Linked DNA regions of Mus musculus: region 2 is linked to region 1. Evidence: chromatin loops called from intact Hi-C (ENCODE). Cell type or tissue: gastrocnemius. All regions are shown on one strand. Each heading gives the region's core, and the rest is flanking DNA. Links, peaks and the distances in the headings are about the cores only.

The links. A loop is a pair of places that touch in the nucleus more often than their neighbours do. Peaks named below come from ENCODE experiments on the same cell type or tissue, not always from the same donor. Only the 100,000 strongest peaks of a DNase experiment are listed, where the experiment ranks them.
Region 2: a loop joins it to region 1, with 12 times the contacts of the local background. A loop is called at or near these places in 7 of 42 quality-filtered maps.

What each region holds. Positions count from the first base shown.
Region 1 is chr8:104,785,735-104,794,070 of GRCm38, reverse strand. It overlaps the pseudogene Gm6831. Among named protein-coding and RNA genes, the nearest start is that of 4932416K20Rik, 4.9 kb to the left of the region's middle. In gastrocnemius, for the core only: CTCF peaks have their summits at 3,997 (motif pointing left) and 5,196 (motif pointing right); a DNase peak (open chromatin) is centred at 3,978.
Region 2 is chr8:103,806,950-103,815,285 of GRCm38, reverse strand. No RefSeq gene overlaps it. Among named protein-coding and RNA genes, the nearest start is that of Gm39235, 88 kb to the right of the region's middle. In gastrocnemius, for the core only: no CTCF peak of the experiment used is centred there; DNase peaks (open chromatin) are centred at 1,249 and 4,341; H3K27ac peaks cover 608 bases.

The DNA of each region.
Region 1 (8,336 bases), core at 257-8,256:
ACAAAAATGAGGCAGTGAAAGTCATTCTCCAGAAAGCAGGCTCAGCACGTGGTGGGTCCCTTCTCTGATATAGGTAATCAGAGCTGTCTAGTGTTCAAGAGCTTAGCAACCAAGGCAGATGTCAGCCTTCCACTAAGCTCTTTCTCCTTCCTCTGGATGCTCACACTTCTCTCTGAGATGTCCCCTGAGCCTTGGAAAGGGTGACATAGATGTCTCGTTTGTAACCGGGTATTAAACTATCACTCATTCTCAGGACTTTGATTGGTTGTGAAGTTTTAAATTTTAATATCACCTTGTAAAGTTCCATAGACAGTCCCCTGTTCACTTGAAATGCCATTTGTAGATTCAGAGCTTAAATCCAAATTGAACTGCCATCTCTGTGGTAATAATTTCACACCTGGGAATACGGCATATTTCCCGACTCATTTAAGTTTTCCTTTGATATCCATTAGCCGGATTTCATAATCTTGCCATGAGGCTGAACATGTCTTTCAGCAGGTTTATTCTCAGACACACGGTAGACCCTGAATGGTGTTAAGGTCACACTTTCTCACTGTTCCCTGCTAGCATGCAGGAGCACTGCTGCTCTGGCCCTGGAAACCTTAACCACTCATTGGGATAATTGTGGCTGCAGAGGCCTCTGTGTTTTCTCTGAAGAGACTCGGGTTACATGGGAGCAATCCCTGTTTCTCTGCCCAATCTGTACACACCTGAATTTCCTTGGCCTATTGTACTCAGATTTCAGTGCAGTAGGAGACAGAATCAACGGGATTTCTAAACAAAGGCCTCAGCAAGAAATAGGATGTTCGTTGATTTGTTTAGATACCTATTATTAAGGTCAAATGTGTCCTTTAGGACCAGTTAAGAGTTTTCCAAAAGAATATTATTACTCATTACCAAATACAGTTTTTGCAGCTTACATTTCCTCTGTCAATACAGTATAGCAAATATGCTGATGGAAATTAAAGAGAAAGCACGTTTTCCTCCCTTGGCATTCTGCTGTGCTGTCTTTCCATGTTGTTTCTTCCATATTGCTTAACTCGCTGTGCCAATATCTTATCAAGAATGGTTCTTTGGGGGCTGGTGAGATGGCTCAGTGGTTAAGAGTGCGGACTGCTCTTCCAAAGGTCCTGAGTTCAAATCCCAGCAACCACATGGTGGCTCACAACCATCCATAACGAAATCTGATGCTCTCTTCTGGAGTGTCTGAAGACAGCTATAGTGTACTTACATATAACTCCTGCTTCCTGGCACTGGCATTCACCTATTCTGGGGCATAGAGCCTTTATAGGACCAAGGGCCTCTCTTCCCATTGATGGCCGACTAGGCCATCCTCTGCTACATATGCAAATAGAGACATGAGTCCCACTATGTGTTTTCTTTGATTGGTGGTTTAGTCCCAGGGAGTTCTGGGGTTACTGGTTAGTTCATATTGTTGTTCCTCCTATAGGGCTGCAGACCCCTTCAGCTCCTTGAGTACTTTCTCTAGCTCCTTCATTGGGGTTCTGTGTTCCATCCAATAGATGACTGTGAGCTTCCACTTCTGTATTTGCCAGGAACTGGCAGAGGCTCACAGGAGACAGCTATATCAGGGTCCTGTCAGCAAAATTTGGATGTCATCTGCAATAGTGTCTGGGTTTGATGGTTGTTTATGGGATGGATTCCAGGGTGGGGCAGTCTCTGGATGGTCCTTCCTTCAGTCTCAGCTCTATACTTTGTAACTCCTTCCATGGGAATTTTGTTCCCTCTTCTAAGAAGACCGAAGTATCCACACTTTGGTCTTCCTTCTTCTTGAATTTCATGTGTTTTGCAAATTGTATCTTGGGTATTCTGAGTTTCTGGGCTAATATCCACTTATCAGTGAGTCCATATCATGTGTGTTCTTTTGTGATTGGGTTACTTCACTCAGGATGATATCCTCCAGATCCATCCACATAATAAGCATACACAAATACACATACATAGACACCCACATGCATAGATATACACACTCACACACACTGCCTCCGGCTCAAAAAGCTAACAGATACCCAGACATATTTCTAATAAAACTTATACTACTTTACATCTCGGGACTGACAATAGATTGTTTTAAATATCAATCATAGATGACATTTGATTTCCAAACACAATAGATAGAGTTGTTTTCCATTGTTCACAACCTTGGTGACTGATACGGAGACCTCTAAGTGCTATGATCTGAAAGTTGGTGTATCACATGCCTATGGTGAAACCTCTTCTCCAATGGGACGTTAGTATGAATTTCTTCTTTAAGAATTGTTTCAGGAGATCTGGAAAGTCACTACAGAGAACTGTATCTAGGGTCTTCATGCTCTAGATAAGTGCTCTACCACTGAGCTGTATTCCAAGAACCTTGGGGTTTTATTTATCCTTTGATAGTTTCGCACATGAACACAATGTGTCCAGATCTTGAACACCATTATTTATCCTGTCTGCCCAGTCGAAGACACAAAGTTCAACTTTGCATCTTTAGCAAAGAGAGCTAGCCCTCATCACATAGCACATATGCTGGTATCTCAACCTTGAGCTTCGTGATTTCCACAACTATAAACACATTTGTATTGTTTATAAGCCACACATGTAATGATTCATTCATATATATATATATATATATATACACATACATACATACATACATACATACATATAATCAGTCCGCTAGCTCTTGAGCTCACGAAACCCTCCTGCTTCTGTCTTCCAAGGTGCTGAACCATGGATATCCATCTCATGACTGAACTAGCTGACAGCTTATGCTCTTTTTCTTATGGCAGCTTGAGCTGATGGAGGCAGCAGGCCTGCAGCTTATCAAATGTGTTATAAATCATCGGTAGACATGAAAAAGCTTGGTTGTTGGTAAGAAATGGATGTGGAGATTGGACACTCAATGAGCTCCAATGTAGGCAGTTACCCCAGAGCTTCTGAAGAGGACACAGAGAATTGGATGTATGGTCTCTCATGTGCCAGGTAAGTCCTCCACCCCTGAGCTTTGTGCCCAGATCCTTGGCGGTTTCCCCTTTGGTAATTTCATAAACTAACACAGTGCACCCTACTCCCCTCACTCTCAAGACCCCCAACCACACCACCACATTTTCCTACCAACTCCATTTCTCCTTCTGTCCTCCTCCTCCTCCTCCTCCTCCTCCTCCTCCTCCTCCTCCTCCTCCTCCTCCTCTTCTTCTTCTTCTTCTTCTTCTTCTTCTTCTTCTCTCCCTTTCCTCCCCTCCTCCACACTCTTCTCCCTCCTCCTCCCCCTGCTCCTCCCCCTGCTCCATCCCCATCCTCCTCTCCCTTCCTCTTCTTTTTCTTCTTCCTTCTTTCTCCTCCTCCCCCATCTTAGTAACACTCTAAGTCTAGTTAGATGTTTATGATTTTTTTTTTCGGTACTGTTTTGTTTTTGCTTTTGTTTTTGTCAAGACAGGGTTTCTCTGTGTAGCCCTGGCTGTCTTGGAACTCCCTCTGCAGACCAGGCTGGCCTGCAACTCAGAGATCTGTTGAGAGCTTTTGGTGCTGCTTCTAGGAATTTGGCATTTGTCACTGGGGTTAGACAAGGAAGTAGACTCAGATAAGAATGTCAGAAACAGGGACCATGGGGCTTTGTTTACTTCTTAGCTGCATTACTTCCTTGTGTGATCCCCTCCCTTACTACTTTCCTTAATCATTGCCTGTGTGATCCTTTTGCTTACGCCTCTGCTTGATTGCTTTCTTGTATAATCTCCTTGTTTCCCACTTTGCTTTACTTTGTCTTTGATCTAAGAACTGACCATGGCTTTTGGCTATACCTAGAATGATATAAAAGCAGGCTGGAGAGACATGAAGCTGTTTCAGCTTCAGTACGGGCTGCAGTCAGGTTATAATTTTGTCTAACTTTCCCTTTTTCAACCCTCACTCCCTTGCTTGAGACCCTGTTGACTGAGCTGGTTTGGTTAGAGATCCACCTGGGTGCTGGATTAAAGGCAGAACCATTGCCACCTATAGGCCATTTTTGGAACTTTTTATGTGGGGATAGACCACAAGTAATTTTTCCAGTTTTGCCTGGAGTTTTGCTGTATAGTTCAGGCTGACCTTAACTTGTGATCCCTGGCTACAGTAGCTCTCTGAGTAGCTGGGATTATAAGCCTACATCATCTGAGCTGGTTTTTCTTTCTTTTTTTTTTTTATTTTTTATGGTGCCTAGGGCTTTGTACATGCAGGGCAAGCTGTCTACTACTGCTATATCCCTGGTCTTACAACTTCTTTAAATGTTTAACAGGTGTCTCATGACATAGGAATTCTGCTCTAGATTGGAAATTCAAAAATGTAATACATGAGATCACATAAAATAATGTGTGAGGATATCCATACAACTTATTAAAACTCAAACATAGGATGGGTGTCCCTATAACCCTGTAATCCACACTGCTAAGGCAGTGAGATCATGTGTTCAGGGCACTCCTGGGCTACATAGAAACCATGTCTCCAAAAACAGAGGTAATAAACAAGGGCAACAATTGTGCATAGTCTGGTGAGTGGATAGAATGTGTTGTGTGCACACATGGATGTCATTCAACAATAAAAGGAAACAAACACATTATGTGAAGTGACCTAACCAGTCACAAAACATTTTATTTATTTTGGATTAGAGACAAGTCCCAGTATAGTAAGATAAAGCAATGTCATGTTTTCTTTGAAATGGGATTAAAGGCAGTGGATGGCAGAAAAGGACCCAAGGGAAGGCTGATGGGAAGCAAGGGGGGAATGTTGTAAATCTGATCTGATGACAGTTGCACGCCTTGAGAATTTTCCCAGACTTACTAAAACAGACACCTAAAAGAGATTAATTTAATTTCATTTAAACAGCCCACAGTGGTCTGAGGGTGTAGTTCATGGGTGGAACCATTGCCCAACATGCACAAGTCCTAAGATCAATCCATAGTGCCATAAAAACAATCCACGCTCAAACTATCAAAAATGAGATAATTATTAACAGTCTCAAATCTAACTGACACCCAGCTTAGTGTGTCTATCCAGAGATGATGAGCAGAGGCATGCTGGCAGTGGGAACTTAAATCAATGCTGTACATATAGAATGGAAGCATCCTACATGGTCAGTCTCACTGACAGGAAGATCTTCCCTGCCCCCAGTTCAAGTCAGCAGGGACTTAATATTATCCTTGTAACTGCCTTGTTTACACATCCTACCAGGAGAGGGCACAAGCAGTAATCCTTGAGTCTGGTTTCCCTGAGAACATCTTGACCCCAAATTTTACAATTTATAAGACTGTACGTTTGTTACTATTTGTAAGTTACTGAAGTTACAATTTTCTTTTTGTTTGTGTGTTTCAGAGATGTGGGACTTGTTAGCTTGCCCGGAGACTTATGTAATCCTTCTATTTCAGCCTCCACCCATCTGAGGCCACAGATACTATGTGTCTTAGTCAGGGTTTCTATTCCTGCACAAACATCATGACCAAGAAGCAAGTTGGGGAGGAAAGGGTTTATTCGGCTTACACTTCCATACTGCAGTTCATCACCAAGGAAGTCAGGACTGGAACTCAAGCAGGTCAGGAAGCAGGAGCTGATGCAGAGGCCATGGAGGGATGTTCTTTACTGGCTTGCCTCACCTGGCTTGCTCAGCCTGCTTTCTTATAGAACCCAAGACTACCAGCCCAGAGATGGTCCCACCCACAAGGGGCCTTTCCCCCTTGATCACTAATTGAGAAAATGCCTTACAGTTGGATCTCATGGAGGCATTTCCTCAACTGAAGCTCCTTTCTCTGTGATTACTACAGCTGTGTCAAGTTGACACAAAACTAGCCAGTACACTATGAGTCCAATTTGTAGTTTATGATCTTTTAGAAACAGCATTCTTAAGGCAAAGGGACTTAGAGAAAGCAGATTTTCTAATGGTAATCATAAATATGCTGAGAGAGGATACAGGATTTGATACCACCTATTTCCTGCAGTCAACAGTCCCTGAAGCACCCATTTCATTTCAAGAAGGTCTGGGACTTGTCGAAGAGGAGAGTGAGGATGGGGAGAAGATAATGAAAGGAAAGAAGGAAGGAAGAAAGGAAAAAAAAGGAAGGAAGGAAGGAATGAAGAGCCTAGTCTCAGTGAAGGGTTAAAAAAGATGGGGGTACATTGGGGCTCATATCTACACTATTATAATAGCTATTATTGACTCTAATGAAAGTTTGCTCAGAATTATAAGAAATAACACAGACTGTTCTTCATACATGTCTGAAAGGGCAAATGCTGATATTAGAAAGGCTTACATAAGTGTTGGAACAAATAAAAATAAATAAATGGACTTTGTAACCTCAGAATTACACCATCTGCTTTTAATCTCACACACCTTTCCTGACACAGGACGATACGGCTCTGCATGCTTGTCCTGAGAACCCTTGAGCTCCTGGATCTTCTGGGGGCAGAGTCTTGGTCCAGAACTGCAGCCTTCTGGCCTTCAGTGCTCGACCCACAGCATGCTGGGTGTTCAGATGCAGATACTGCTCATCATGGTCCATCACAGGCCAGTAGGGTAGACTCTCACTGTTGGGGTTCCTGTGGATATGCCACCCAGCAGGGAAGAGTGAAGGTCTCTCTGACACAAAGCCTGACCCTCTAATTTGGTTAGGGCCATAGATGAGATGACCAAGGGACTGAGGGATCAGATAACCTAATGTACTAATATACATACAAGTGTCACTACCAGTGTCTACTCCATGTGAAGCAAGGAATTTGGTTAATTTTGTGTCTCCCTCTCAAATGCAAAATCTAAAGAATGCTACCACAAAAGTGTGACTCACCCACCACAAAAGTGTGACTCACCCACTCCGTTTCTGTGGGATAACTGTAACTGAAAGCTAGAAGTTATCTGCCTGTGTGTGCCCTGAGTTGAAGACTATCATGTAATTAAGGACACATGCATGCTAATGGAACACACCAACATTGGGTCCCTAGATGGAAACTTGACCATAAAGAGGTTAAGAGAGGGATGAAATCTCACCCATGTCTGGCAAAGTTGGCTCAGTACTTTATCACCCTTTTGTTCAGCAGCTCCTCCTTCTCAGTGAGATGAACAACAGACGGAAGGAGGACAAGAGTATGATACCTAGCCACTTCATGCATGTTCCAACTCAGGCCCTACTCTAGCAACTGTAGTCCAATGCTAAACCATAGACCTAGTTTATACCCTCTTCCCTCACCACTCAGAATCCAGTATGCATCCAAGTCTCTACTTCAATCTAATGGGTTATCCCCTTCCCCAAGGAGCTAACATTCCTTGTAGAAAAATATCTACGTAACCCATGTTGCCTTGGCATCCTGGTCTCTAGTGCTTGGAAGTAGCAGGAAGAAGAGCTACAGGGCTGCCCATGATCTACTCAGCCACATTACCCAGCCAGTCCCAGGCTTACCTGAAAAAGCTAAGGATCCCCAAGCGATACTGGATGGCGACAATTACTATTTCCTCAGTGGCTGCCAGTGTGGATCCGTCATTCATGGAAGCAGATCCTACAACCAGTCCACCACCATGGATCCATACCTTCACCTGGAGACAACAACTCAGATGCCAGGAGGCCCACACACAGCCCAAGCTCATCTAGTTGCCCACTCCATTATCAACTGCTTTGCTCTGTGCAGGTTGACCTACAAACAGATCTCCTCAGGATCTCAGGATGCGAGCCACAGATGGGGTGCTTTAGGCCTGCGAGCATATTTCCATTCCAGCTTCCCCAAAAGGAAATCTCAGCATGGATTAATGACTCTCAATCTAAATTAAAGCCATGGGTACCCTCAGACCTGTCAAAGTAGGACAAAAAAAGGAGTGTCTTCCTGGCTTTCCTTATTGCTGATCAGAATGGCCATCAGATCCTACTGGCAGAACAAATAACTTTCAGCTAGAAATTCATGTGATGTCAGTATTTTAGCCCTCGTGCACAACTTCGAGTGGGTCTTGGTTTAATCGAAGACCTAGATCCTCTTAGCTCTTAGATTACCAGGATTCTGAGTCACATGCACAGGGGTTTAGTCAGCTCACCATTGAACCTTCTTGAACCTAAGAAGTTGAGACTGGTAATCAGGGTCTAAACTATAGTGGAGCTCAGAATTAAAGAAATGACCTCTTCCCCCAAAACCCATAGCCTAACATTCAGACAAGTCCTGTCCTGAGAACTCTGTAGTCCCTGGGTCTTCTCATGCGCATGATCTGATGTGTAGATGTTGATATACAATCAGTTCTCAGACATAGGGATGGGAAGCGTGTTCTGTTTCATCTCCTTCACACCCTCTAAATTCATTATATCAGTCTGCAGACACCTGGTGAAAATGGAAGACAG
Region 2 (8,336 bases), core at 282-8,281, 980 kb after region 1:
CAGCAGAGTGGGTGGGACCGAGTAAGTTGGAAGACACCGGTGCTGAGAATGGGGTCTAGGTTAGGAAGGCAGCGAGTGGTGCTGTGGTAGAGCAAGTGGTGAAAGATTTGCTCAGACACTCATGTACACCTATGGAATCCTAAGTAGATGCTCGTGAATGACCTAAGAAGGCACTGTCTCCCTGAGTGGAGAAAGAACTTAAGGGACAGAGGAGACATGTGTTGGAGGATGCCCCTAAGGTCACAGAAGCTGAGTGGGAGAAGGGCGAGAATGGGAAGAGGAAGAGAGGAAAGAAGACTGGTTGGGAGCTCCAAGTCCTGGATTCCGCTGTTGGCCAATGCAGGGATCTGGTCCTCAGTTTCCCCATCTATCAAAAGGAACTATTCTCAAACACTCTCTCTGTTCTGAGAGCCCTGGAAGGTCTGTGTGCTCCAGGATCTTCAAGCTCTTCCGAGGTCTGTGCCTGTTTGCTTTGCCCATTACAGTGGAGAAACCCTCACTGAAAAAGAATTTATAAATACACTCTGCTTTTTGACTTGGAGACATTTTTATTTTTTTTCCAACTTTCCAAAGTTCTGTTAATAGTTTAAGTGTGTGACTATCTTCCATCCTTGCTTCTTGGTGGGAGGTGGTGGGTGAGGGTGTTACGTTATTAATAAAATAGGAATACATTAGAGTATTTATTTTCATGTAACTTATGCAGGAAACATGATCTTTTGTGAAGCTTTTTTTGGGGGTGGGGCCTCAAACCTCTGGAAGCTCTAGATAAAGCTGAGGTCTTAGTTTGCAACAAAGCTCTTGACCCCTTGTGGTTTTTGGTTCTGTTTACTCTTGGCAAATATTTCGGGTTCAAAGGGAGATGCCTTAAAAGCTGTACTGGAAAAGTCTATAAAATCTGAACGCATCTTTGACATCAAAAAGCTCTTTCAAAGCCGCGGTTTGGTGGAGTAAATAGGAATGCCTCACAAACCATATGGGATGCATTTTCCATAACTGCTCTGCACTTGAATAACAAAGGAGAAAAGTTCTTGGCAAAGGGAGTCTGGGATTTTAATGACCCTTAAATATTTGGCTTCCTAGCCAGATGTGTTTTACCAGGCTGAAAACCCCGGTGGATAGACCCTGCCTCTCTCTCTGGCAAAACATAAGCTAACAGGGTGCCGCTGTTTGTGAAAAGATGTTTGCGCTTCATTGCAGAAAGCTTAATTCACCATGATTTCCTTAATTATCTACCCCTCCTCCAAACTGGCAGAACTCCCAGCATGCCTCAGAGCATCCATTCCGTTCCGTTCTGATCTGAGACTACAAGCTATTTGCGAGGAAGCCACAGAAACATCCCTACTTATTTGAAGTTGGGACCAAAGAGTTGAGACACAGATTGGGTTGGTTCTCCTTGAAGGACGTGGAGCAGGGTGGGTAGCTCAGACTCGTCTTGAGCGGCTATTCTTACCCTGACTGGAGGAGCTAAGGCAGTTCCTGCATGCTTTAAGATAAAACACGACAACACCCAGCCTGGGCTCTTCCCATCAAGTTTAGTTTCTGATTAGGAAGGAGCTCACCTGTTCTATAGATGAGTACTATAGACTATGAGTACATAGTACTCCGAGGGAGTACTAAGACTCCCTCAGAGTCATTTGGGAAGTCCATGCCTGGCTGCTTCGGGTGCCTTCCTGTTATTCGATACATTTGTGCTTGGGTGTATTAGTGGCTTTATCTCCTTCTGTGACAGAATACTTGACGAAACCAACTTAAAGGAGGAGCAACTTAGTTGGGTCTGCAGTCCTAGGTGAGAAAGTCAAGATGGCAGGAGCTTGTGGCAGCTCCCTGCATTGTATCCCCAGTCAGGGAGCAGAGAGTACTGAATGCTGTTGCTTAGTCGCCTTTGCCCCAGCCCCCTCCCACCCCTGCTTTTTAGGAGATCCCAGCTCATGGAATGGGGCTTCTCATTTAACCAGCCTAGAAACTTCTCCACAGACACACTTAGATATTTAGTTCTAGCTGGCAGTCAAGATTAACAGTTGATGGTCAGTGGTCCTCATCTCTACAGCAACCCAGAACTACTGTGCCTCTCATGTACTGACAGGTAGGTTGCTATCCCCGCAAAAGCTTCCCCGATAAGAGATAGACAGCTGCCGTTTCAGAAGGGGTGGAACCACAACCCAAAGACCAGGAAGCTGATGTCCAGTAGATATCAGAACCAAGACTAGGACCTACCCAAGTCATCAACAGTGTGGGTCCTTACTGGCTTGCTTACAAAACTAGGACAAAGGACAAAGATTTTCTAATATTCGATGTTTGAAAAAAAAATGGACACCAGGAGGGGCTGGCAAAGTGGGCAAGCTTCCTGCCTAGCTCTGAGCTGATGTGCTGGCCTGTTCATCGGTTCTAATAAAAATACAGCATAGAGTGAGAAGGAGAAACAGAAGCCCAGAGAAGTTAGGGGAACTTGGCAGTGGGAGCTCCAAGGCCTTTGTTCCTCCTAAGAGGTGAATACTGACTTTGTACTGGGCTGCTGTATCAAAATACCACAGGCCAGGCAACTTGGGGACAGCAGATTCTCATTCCTTCAGTGCTGAGTCTGCAGGCTCATGATCCTGAGCATAGGTCCTCAGTAGGAGGACCTAGCAGTGGCTGGGGTCAGCTGAGGACTGTTTCCTAGTTCAGAGTCCTAAGGTGGTTCAGGTATGGTAGAAGCAGCAAGGGACATCTCTGGGACCGATTTCCCAGAGACGTCGTTACTTTTCTCCTCGGTACGACAAAATCCCTGACCAAAAATCTACTTTGGAAGGAAGGTTGTATTCTGGCTCACAGTGGAAGGGTCTAGCCCATCATGGTGGGGGGATTCATGGCCACAGGAAATAGAGGCAGCTGATCACGTGTCCAGCCAGGAAGCAGAGAGTCATGAATGCTGGAGCTTCAATCGCTTTCTTCTTATTCGATCCTGGACCAGTAGAATGGCGTCATGCACTTTGGAGGTTCCTTCATACCTCAGTTAATCTCTCTGGAAATGCTCCTCACACATGCCCAGAGATTTGTCACTTAGGTGACTCTCAACTCTGTCAGAAGAACAATCAAGACTGCTATTACAGGCCCCAGGGTCCTTCCTGGGCATTCTCCCAGGACCTGGCCAGTCTCTTATACTGTCGTCTTGAAGTTGGGATCTCAACATGTCCGTTTGAGGAGGTGACTGTTCAGATGTCCAGGCCTCAGCCTGTCAGGCTGGGCTCACTCCGCACTGGTGCTGCTGGGCAGACCACTGGCGGCCTACACTCTGTGTGCTCTTCTCTGTGATGATGGGACACCAAGGATGAATTACTATTTCCGTCCTCCTTAATAGATGATTATGGAAAATAATATGTGCTCTTGGATCTGGGGAAAGTATAGTTAAGCCCAGATCAAATTCATAGTAGGGACTGGGACACACTTTATAAAACAAACTACACCAAAGAACAACAACAACAACAAAACCACAACAATAACCAAACAAAATCCAAGTGCTATTCAGCTTAACACAGAATAGTAAACACCGGAACCCAAACCTCCATCCTCAACCTCACTTGTCTTTCTAGTGCACAGAGCTAGAGAGACTCACCACTGTCTTGGAAGAGGTAGGATGTACAACATGGCTCGCTGGCTCTGCTGTGCCTTCCACACTCTGCTGCCTTTCTGTCCTCTCTTACCTCCCTGCATGGCCAACTTTTGTAAGACTGGTCCTTTGGCTGACAGCTGACTCCCATCCTACCCCCTGAGTTATACTGCTGGGATATGCAGTGCACATTGGAGATAGTCCGTCAATGATGGGCTATCTTCAAGGGGAAATGGTCTTATGGAAAAAAGAGCGAGCGAGCGAGCAAGGGAACAAGAGAGAGAGAGAGAGAGAGAGAGAGAGAGAGAGAGAGAGAGAGAGAGAGAGAGAGAGAGGAAGAAGAAGAAGAAGAAGAAGAAGAAGAAGAAGAAGAAGAAGAAGAAGAGAAGGAGGAGGAGGTGGAGGGAGGAGGGGGAAGGGGGAGAGGGAGAGAGAAGTCAGGAAAGTCTAGGGCTGATGGCTGGTGTTCAGCCACCCATGGAAGGTTCTGGCTTTCCTTTCTTGAACTCCGCCTTTCATTCCCTGGAAGGTGCTGGGTTAGGTTTCTTCAGTACTGAGAGCCCCAGGGAATCACCCTAATCCTGATCTGGGTTCAGGCAGGTTCTGAATATCTTTCCTAGCGTTCTGCTGCGCAGTCTTGAGGCTGAGAGCTAATAATGTTTTAGCAGCTCAAAGCCAAGAGTAGAGAGAGGGATGCTGTTCCCAGTCTCGGGGCTCTGTCTGAGCCAGTTCTGTTCCAGCATATGCTTTTGGACAGCTCTAGGTGTGCCAGCAGGGAGCAGGTGAGCGATGGTGTGCACTCGAGGGAGAACTGGGCTGAAACCAAGTGGCTCTGTGCTGTCTCAGGCATGTTAATTAAACGTGGGATTATGGACCCCAGATCTTCACAGAAAGTAGATTTATCGTACCTCATTACCAGATTTTATACACTCCACTTGGGCGAGACGGATGTTCTGTATTAAAAGGAATGCCAGGTTTTATGGTCTAAACCCTTCTGATATAAAGAGAGAAAACATTCAGAAATGGCAGCAGCGAGACCTGAGGCTTTGCTTTGCTGGCCCTGATGACATACTGCAGCCTGGGCATCAAAAACAATCAAGCATCATCATGATACATCAGTGGCATACAGATCCAAGAGTGCTCAGCTCGAACCCCACCACGCTTCTGTTCCTCCATGGCCTGTGACTTTGCTATGGACTTTTCCAGAACCTCATCCCTCTGATATCTCAGAGGACACATCCTTGAGTGCTTTGCCACACACGGGATGAGTGCTTGCACCTCAGCCCTCAGCACCTCTCTGTCTGTCTATCCTACCCTCTCTGTCCTTGTGCACATGATGATGGGGCTCCAGAACTCAGCACCACACAGCATGGCCGTGTGACGTGAGGAGACAGAGAAGCAGTGAAGGTGCCCTCTTTGCCTTTTTCCTAGATGGTGCAAGCCATAAAACCTAAAAAGAAGTCTCTGATTTTTCTCTCTGTTAAAAGAAGACCCTTGCTTGAGGTGAATCCACCCTATGCTTGCAGGAAAGGAATGCCCATTTCTGAAAACGTGGTAAATGGAGTTACAAGCTCAACAAGCAGGTTTCCCGAAGTTTTCACTGTTAGTTACCAGGATGTCATGCTCTTTCTCCAACCACACTGCTCTATGATCATCTATTTCTCAGAATTCATGCATAGACTCATAGGTTAACCTGTGTGTGTGTGGGGGGGGGGGCGTGGTTTGTTCTTTCTTGGTCTTTTTGGAAGATAACATAAGAGGGTAGGGAATTCAAGACCAGCCTTGGCTACATAGTGAGTCTGAGGCCATACTGGGCTACGTGAGACCATGCCTAAATAAATAAATAAATAAATAAATAAATAAATAAATAAAAGTAAAACTGAAAAGCTTTAACATAGAAATTTTAATAACTCAGTGCATCAGTTTTAAAAGAGAAGCATGCATTTAAATTATACAGTTTACAAAATATAGAATAGATACAGAGAGGAGTTTTGTATAAAAGTTTAGAAATTCAGGATAAGAGAGGCTACTCAGTATTTTTAAATGTGTGAAATAGTTTCAAAATTTACCTGTTGATTAAAACACAATGAGAATCTGAACAAGTTTTAAAAAGCAAGACATTCAAGTGAGTAAAAATAGAAATTATGCTAAAATCACCTCAAGCTTGCCATCGTCATGAAAGAATTCCTAAGGCGTAAACTCGCAAAGACAAAAGGGTGTTTTGGAGCCCGTTTCAGAGGAGGAATTCATCACTGGTTGCTTTGGTGTAAGTCGATGCTTGTGTGTAGTGGAGTAAAGCTACTTCCTCAGGAGGTGAAACAGGAGAAGCCACTAGGGGCCCAACATGCCTTTTAAAAACATGCACATATCCCCAATGACCTGAAGTGCTCCCACAAGGCACCGCCTTTTAAAGGGCCATCTACCTCCTAGGATCACCAGGGTGGAGATCTGGTCTTTCACACAGACCCTTTGGTCTATAGATCCAACCTGTGAGACTTGGTCTCTCACCAAAAGCTTAGGAGGCCCCGAGGCTCCCAAAGGCTCTTCAGTTGGGTTGAGTGTTGTTAAATTTTGCTAGAGATAGAATGCTAATTTTGTATTAGATTGTCGAGGATACTTTTCTGACAAGATCTTGTTATAGGGCCCTGTCTTGACTCAAACTCCCAGTCTCCCTGTCTCAGCTTCAGAAATGCTGGGGTCATAGGAATGTCCCGTTACACTAGCCTTATAAAAACATTTTCATTTTTTTTTCTTTCCCCACAAATGACTTAAGCTGTCTATTTTGCTGCTGCTGCTGCTGTGATGTCAGATGTCTGACCCTCTCTGCACCCACTGGCAGCTGGGACATGTCTTGGTCAGAACCAGAACTAGTAACTACCCGGGGTTCCGGAAGCGACTAAGGACAGAGTGGAAACAGCTGTTGTCTTCTCTCTGATCCTCTCAGTCTTGAAGGCTTTGTTAGAGCCACAAAGCTGTCAATCATCAGCGTCTGTGATTCAGGCTGTTAGCATCACAACCCGGGGGCTGCTCTCAATGCTTCGTGCACATCCTCGGGGAGACTCCAGTCTCACTGTTGATGCCCAGTGGAGAATTCAGGTTATACATAGAAATTGCCACCGCTGTCCTGGATTCATCAAAAGCTTCTGCTTCCGGTTCTATTCTGGAAGACACTGCTCCAGTAGTCATTGAAGTGGGAAGCCCTGTGTCAGTCGCCACCATGTCAGATACTCTGCTAAGAGCCAATGGCTGCTCTGGACAGCCACCTCCCCATCTTGCAGAGCTCCATCACCACTGTCAAATACAAGGCCGGGTACATTCTGAGTGGCTAATAAGCAGACTTCCTGCTACTCTCCTTGGAAGACTCTGGCAACCTACCAAGCCTCTGTGCACTGGGACTCTGCTGCTGAAGCCTGGGACCCAGTCAAGGCAAGTACTGACAAGATGACAGAATACTGAAAGTCACGAGGCCATCGAATGCCATGAGCTGCAAAGGGAGAAGCCCAAAAGTGATTGGTTCTAGCTTCTGGAAGAGCTCTTAAGAGACCCTGTCCATTGAGCAGCCACCACAGGTAGCTAAGGAGAGCCTGCATTAGGTACCAGTTGCTAGACCACTGGTACCCAAAGCTTTTGGGTGACCAGAATCAAGAGAGGTATATTTTACCTGCTCATAGTTCTAGCTGAATAAAGCTAAATAATCCTTAGTTTATGGGCAACAAACATAAATGTTTGAACCACAGAAGAAAGACTGAATCTTTATTCAATATAAAAATGTTAAATATTAAAATTTATTCTTCAATGACAAAAGAATTAAGATGAAATTGCAAGACAATTTAAAATGAATAGAATGACAGGAATATTTTTTTGGATGTGTCAAAAAAATGGTACCCAGAGTAGGTTTGTAATTTTAAATGCTTTCATTGGGAGATGGAAAGACTTGACAATAATGCATTCACCCGAGTAAGTTAGAGGGCAAACAATCAAGCAAATGGACTCTGGGAATAGAAGGACAACATATTAAAGGAAGACTCAGAATTTATTAGGTTAAAAGCGAAAAATAGAATCAGGATTAGTAGGAACCTTAGGGGAAGAAGAGATGGGAAGACTGTAGGAGCCAGAGGTGATGTTACGTCAACAGAATGTTGTCTTCCCAACACAACAGCACTGATACACATAGGGCCTCACAGAGACTGTGGCAGCACACCCCAGATTTGCACAAATTCAAGCCAGATAGGGTTCCAGCACTGAGAAGTGGAAGTAGACACAAGCTCCTACCCCTAATAATGAAATCATCTGTAATTGATACAAACTGGCAAAGGGATGAACAGTTCCAATGGAGTCTCACTGGGTATATAAATCTCACTCCTAGGGCAGCCACCATGCCCAGGACTAGTTACTTGGCCAACAAATAAACAAACTCAATGGTTTGGTGTGTGTGTGTGTGTGTGTGTGTGTGTGTGTCTGTCCTTTTTGTTCTGTTTTGCTTTGCTTGGATTTTTTTTTTTTAAGTCTGGCTCGATTGTTTTGATTTTCATTTTTGTGGGTTTTTTGTGGGGTCTTTTGTTTCTTGGCTTTTGTTTTGAAAGAGAGAAAGATCATAAAGTTTGGTGGGTAGGGAGGTGGGGAGGCTCTGGAAGTAGTTGGGGTGGAGAGAAACAAGATGTATATATGAAAACAGATATAAAATAATGCCCCCCCCCAACCATCAGGCTTGGTGGTGTATACTTGTGCTCTCAGCACTTGGCAGCTGAGG